2 separate regions of the Homo sapiens genome follow, and region 1 is linked to region 2. Evidence: read pairs that join two places in POLR2A ChIA-PET (ENCODE). Cell type or tissue: Panc1. All regions are shown on one strand. Each heading gives the region's core, and the rest is flanking DNA. Links, peaks and the distances in the headings are about the cores only.

Region 1 (2,921 bases), core at 102-2,601, 450 kb before region 2:
TCTCCCCATAGAAATCAGGAAGCTCATTTCAATTTAGACATTTTTCTGATGGCCAGTATAGCAATATTCAAAGATGCTGGTGCTTCCCTTTCCAGTGTTTCTCAAAGTCTTGGTGCACACTGGCCGGGCACGGTGGCTCACACCTGTAATCCCAGCACTTTGGGAGGCTGAGGCGGGTGGATCACCTGAGGTCAGGCGTTCGAGACCAGCCTGGCCAACATGGTGAAACCCCTTCTCTATTAAAAATACAAAAAAAATTAGCCAGGCATGGTGGCAGGCACCTGTAATCCCAGCTACTCTGGAGACTGAGGCAGGAGAATTGTTTGAACCCGGGAGGTGGAAGTTGCAGTGAGCCAAAATCTCATCACTGCACTCCAGCCTGGGTGACAAGAGCAAGACTCCATCTTTAAAAAAAAAAAAAAAGTATTGGTGAACACTATCTTCTAGCTCTTTAAGGGACATATTTTGGTGAGGAGTGAGCAGTTCACCCATTAAAAAACCACTCCAGCATTCCTATTTTCCTAAGCCTTTGAATTACTTCCTTTGTATTATACTAAGGAATTTCTGGCACCTCAACTTCAATTAGCATGGGTAAGCTACGGCAGACCACAAAGGAGACCAAGGTTTGTACATTGGTGAGAATGACAGCTCAGACTTAGCTAAGGCTTCTCTCACTAGACTTTACAATTGCTTCAAAACCTTCACACATGATTAAGAATACATGTTGGTGTGAGTAAACGAGCACCTCAGGATCTCCTTTTTAAAATTACTTATGTATTTATTATTATTATTATTATTATTTTTTTTTTTTGAGACAGAGTCTCCCTCTGTTGCCCAGGCTGGAGTACACTGGCACATTCTCGGCTCACTGCAACCTCTGCCCCCTGGGTTCAAGCGATTCTCTGGCCTCAGCCTCCCCAGTAGAGGGGATTACAGGTGCCTGCCACCACGCCCGGATAATTTTCATATTTTTTTAAGTAGAGATGGGGTTTCACCATGTTGGCCAGGCTGGTCTCCAACTCCCGACCTCAAATGATCCACCTGCCTTGGCTTCCCAAAGTGCTGGGATTATAGGCGTGAGCCACTGTGCCCAGCTGGGATCCCCCACTTTATTTTTTTGGAGACAAGAGTCTCACTCTGTCACCCAGGCTGGAATGCAGTGGCATGATCTCGGCTCACCGCAACCTCGGCCTCCTGGGTTCAAGCGGTACTCCTGCCTCAGCCTCTGGAGTAGCTGGGATTACAGGCTTGAGCCATCGCGCCTGGCCAGGATCCCCATCGTTAATTACAGAGGTGTACCCTCAGTTTGGTGGTCTCAACAGCCCTCCCAGAGTGATGAATTCATCAGGTCAATGGAGTTGAGAAACATGACTGCCTTTGATACCACTTTAGGCTGTCCATTATTTCAAGGGTCCCACCTATTTCCAGAAAATAAAAAAGAAAACTTCTCATCTCACTGCAGGGACATAATCTGGTTCCTGCTGTTTTTATGCCTTTCTGCATCCTCAGGCCTGCTTGAGGCTTTGTCGTTGCAGGTCTGGGCAATAGCTTGCCACAGTGGGCCAGCTATTTTGTTGTTGTTGTTTTGAGACACAGTCTCACTCTGTCGCCCAGGCTGGAGTGCAGTGATGCCACCTGGGCTCACTGCAGCCTCCACCTCCCAGGTTCAAATGATTCTCGTGTCTTAGCCTCCAAAGTAGCTGAGATTCCAGGCCTGCACCACCATGCCTGGCTAATTTTTGTATTTTTAGTAGAGACGGGTTTTCACTATGTTGGCCAGGTTGGTCTCGAACTCCTGACCTCAAATGATCCTCCCACCTCAGCCTCCCAAAGTGCTGGGATTGCAGATGAGCCACCGCGCCCAGCCAATGGGCCAGCTTTTAAAATAGAAATGGAGCACACAATGAGAATTGCTCCCAGCTGTTTGATCTAGCCTAGCGATTTCAGAATCTCTGATAATTTCATTCACATTGATGATTTCAGCCTAAAGTTTTCATCTTTCCTACTTAATCTGGCGCCCTCAGAATAAACCTTAGGTAGCCTATTTTTTTCCTCTAATATAAAGTAGCAAAAACTCTCCCCTTAGTCTGACTTTGTAATTGCCTCATTAGTCCCATCTAGGCACTCCTCAATCTAGTTCAGCTGACACCCAACATTAACCATCACACGTGCCCAAACTCATGCTACAGAGTGAGTCTGCTGGGCAGACACACACAGCCACTTGCACCTCTAACATCATCAGTTTTGGACAAGGACACGAAATGTCTGTTCCTGCTGCCTCTGGGAAGTGGCTGTAGGAGGGAGGCTGCGTGTGCCAGAATAGAGTCAGTATGGTTTCTGCTTTTTTGAATCACTTGCTTCCAGTTCATCTGATGAATGGAAACTTCATGTCAATGTCTTTATTCTAGATTGCAAAGTAGCTTGGGAAAGCAAATACCCAGCATTTTCAGCTTCTGTAGTGGAGGTTTGGGTCTCTCCAAATACAGAAAGCAGTGTTTAAATGCTGAGAAACCAAAAAAGAATGACAAATGGCCACTTAGGGTCGTATAACTTGACACTCACCAAAAGAAGAAATTTCTCTCTCCAACTCCTCATCATTGAAAAGAGGCATTCAAGATATTTTTATTGGCCTGGGAATGGTGGCTCATACCTGTAATCCCAGCACTTTGGGAGGCTGAGGCAGGCAGATCACTTGAGGGCAGGAGATTGAGACCGGCCTGGCCAACATGGTGAAACCCCGTCTCTTTGAGAGGTGAGGCAGATGGATCACTTGAGGTCAGGAGATTGAGACCAGCCTGACCAACATGGTGTAACCCCATCTCTACTAAAAAAACAAAAAACAAAAACTAGCTGGGCGTGGTGGCGCGAGCCTGTAATCCCAGCTACTCGGGAGGCTGAGGCAGGAGAATCGCTTGAACCCA
Region 2 (2,921 bases), core at 257-2,756:
GACTTTGTGTTGTGCAATCTGCTTAAGAATGAGAGGCAAGAAAGCAGACTGGAAGCTCTCATGTGTAGAGGCAGGGATGGTGAATTGATGACCTTCACTGCAGGGAGGTGGGGCACTTCCCACACCCTTCATGTGATGTATTAGTCAGGATGAGATTTGGTTGAATGTAACACAAAAACCCAAAATAACAGATGCTTAGTTAAATAAAAATGTATTTTTGCCTCACATTAAAAAAAAGTGCCCAGATTTGGAAGCCTAGGGTTTGTTTGACAGCTCCATATCATCAAGGGTAGGCAACATCTACCTTGCTACACCACTCTGTCAGTACAATGCCTCATGAGTCAGCTGCCTTCTCAACCTCTAGCCATTACATCTGCATTACAGGCAGAAAGAAGGAGGAAGGCAGAGAAAAAGTAATTTTCCAGTCCCTTTCCAGAAGCCCCACACAACATTCTGCTTACACATTTTGGCTAGAAATAAACACATGGCCATATCCAGCTGTAAGCCTAGCTGTAAGCAAGGCTACAAAATATGACGCATTGCTACCTCAAATGAAATTGGAGTCTCACTGCAGAAGAAGTGTAGACTGAAGGTTAAGATAGGTCATTAGCAGCCCTGCCACACTGAGATTTCTCCAGTGTTGGTATCTGTAATTTCTTTTTTTTCTGAGGCTGGTAAGTTACTCCAGAGAAAGCTCATCCAATTTCCCATCATTTAAATCTCCAAGGAACAAAGCTGTAGGAGATTCTTCTGATGTCCTCTGCCACATACCCACAGCATTAATTTAGTTGCACAAGGGGTGGACTGGTTTGTGTAACTCACTTTGCTCTGACAAAGTGCAAAAGTAATTGTGGTTACTTTTGCACCAACCTAATACAACTTTAAGCACAGACTGTGTGTCTTTTTGCTTTCTTCCCAGAGCATTGAGATGCCATCAAGCCTTCCAGGTCAGCATGACAGTACAGCCTGGAAGTGTAAAGAAGTTAACACTCTCAGGGAACATCCTCATCCAATGGGGAATGGAAACTGAAGGATGAATGTTCCAGCCTCCTGCTCACTGGAGATGTGAACGACTGGAAGCTGGTCTGCAGGCTTCTCAGAGGCCCCTGGTGGAATTGAGCTTCAATTGCCCATAGCAGAAACCTTGATAACACATAATTGTATTGGCTTTTCCTCATTCTTTGACTCACTCTTCTTGCTACCTCACTCTTGCTTCCTGGGACTGTGTCCTGAAAATATAATTGCACCAATGTCTTGACTTAGGCTTTGCTTTTGAAGAATCTCAACCTAAGATAAACATGAATCTCATTGTTTAAATTCTAGCTTAGGCAGGGTGGCATGGTGGCTCAAGCCTGTAATCCCAGCGCTTTGGGAGGCCGAGGCAGGAGGATCACTTGAGCCCAGGAGTTTGAGACAAGCCTGGGAAATGTAGTGGGACCCCACCTTTACAAAAGAAAATAACTGAGTGTGGTGGTGTGTGCCTGTAGTCCCAAATACTTGAAAGGCTAAGGTGGGGCATTGCTTGAGGCCAGGGGTTTGAGGCTGCAGTGAGTTGTGATTGCACCACTGTACACCAGCCTGGGTGACAGAGCAAGACCCTGTCTCAAAAATAAATAAATAAACAAAAAATAAATAAATGCATTCTAAGCTTAGGTCTTTATATCTCTTGTGCCCATTCAAAATATCAATGTAATAGCTGGAAAATACTACATGTTGTCAACAAGATAATTTTTTTAAAAGGAATAACTCTGAATTCTTTATTACACTTCATATTACAGTTTACTGTCTATGACTCTGTCAAATGTGGTTAAAAAATAGTATGAGATCAGTCCTCATCTCAAAGATGTATAGATGAGGTTTGAGCCAAGAGTCTATCATAGCCAGCACAACTAGCAGGTGTTCTGAGAAGATAAGACACTCATTTTCATGCCTGCATTTTCCTAAAACTTTCATAACTGGCATTATAGAAAGTTTTAGGAAACATGATAGTCTGAAATTGATGCTACTATTAAAAATGGAATATTCAATTCTTATAGATCCTTTTGCATTTGTTACGTTGATATGATGAATCGCTTATACATCTCTCTCACTTTTCTTAGCACAGTCCCTGAAACATAATTAATAGTAGGTAGGTAGTTAATTCTTGCTGAATAAATCAATGAATGGAATGATAATATATACTTGTTTCAGTTTTCTTATTTTGTAAAATAATTTGAGAATAATGTATTAACATACTTGAGGAAATTTTTGAGGACCTCAAATATTTATAAAATATTTCACACACTCTGAAGCAATATCTAAAGTTTATTATCAATATTATAATAATTCTGACACAAGCATTATATATCTGCACAACATCTAAAATTTGCTATTCCTTTTTATACTTTAGATGAATTATGTGGTAACATTTTAAGAAATTAAAAGCAAATCACAAATCAGTCATTTGAAGTAAAAATCTTTAATTTGAACTTATTTAATAGATTATTTTAATTTTTGAACAAGCATAAAGGTGCCAATTTAATTATCTGTGGGATTTAAAAACTTCAACAGAGAAAGAAAATAGGAGGTACTAGTGAGAAATATATTTTACAGTCTACATATTTATTGTATAATAAGCTATATTATATTCTAATAACAGCAAATATAACATTATAATGATTTTGATATCTGGACTCGCTAGACTTGGTCCCATAAATCCTATAGTTCTTAACAAAAAAACCCATCCGTTAGCAAACTTACACATCTAAGCTCAGTTTAATGCAACTTAATGAGACATTGAATTTTATGCAGCTAACCCAAGTTATCTATAGTGTGTGCCCTCCTGAGTACCCCAGGAAATAGAAGTAAAGAACTGACGAACATCAGATCCAACTGGCCCATTTGGGTTTGGACTCTAGGAGAGAGCAAGGAGGAGGCAGGAG

The links. ChIA-PET counts read pairs that join two places held together with the same protein. Peaks named below come from ENCODE experiments on the same cell type or tissue, not always from the same donor. Only the 100,000 strongest peaks of a DNase experiment are listed, where the experiment ranks them.
Region 1: POLR2A ChIA-PET joins it to region 2 with 7 read pairs; 2 of 35 experiments call an interaction of 5 or more read pairs at or near these places.

What each region holds. Positions count from the first base shown.
Region 1 is chr11:102,259,874-102,262,794 of GRCh38, forward strand. No RefSeq gene overlaps it. Among named protein-coding and RNA genes, the nearest start is that of BIRC3, 56 kb to the right of the region's middle. RefSeq lists an enhancer at 1,104-1,608. In Panc1, for the core only: no CTCF peak of the experiment used is centred there; no DNase peak of the experiment used is centred there; H3K27ac peaks cover 398 bases.
Region 2 is chr11:102,709,357-102,712,277 of GRCh38, forward strand. It overlaps MMP8 (matrix metallopeptidase 8), which reads right to left. Exons shown (of 10, transcript NM_002424.3): 10 at 2,440-2,921. Among named protein-coding and RNA genes, the nearest start is that of MMP27, 5.0 kb to the left of the region's middle. In Panc1, for the core only: no CTCF peak of the experiment used is centred there; no DNase peak of the experiment used is centred there; H3K27me3 peaks cover 258 bases.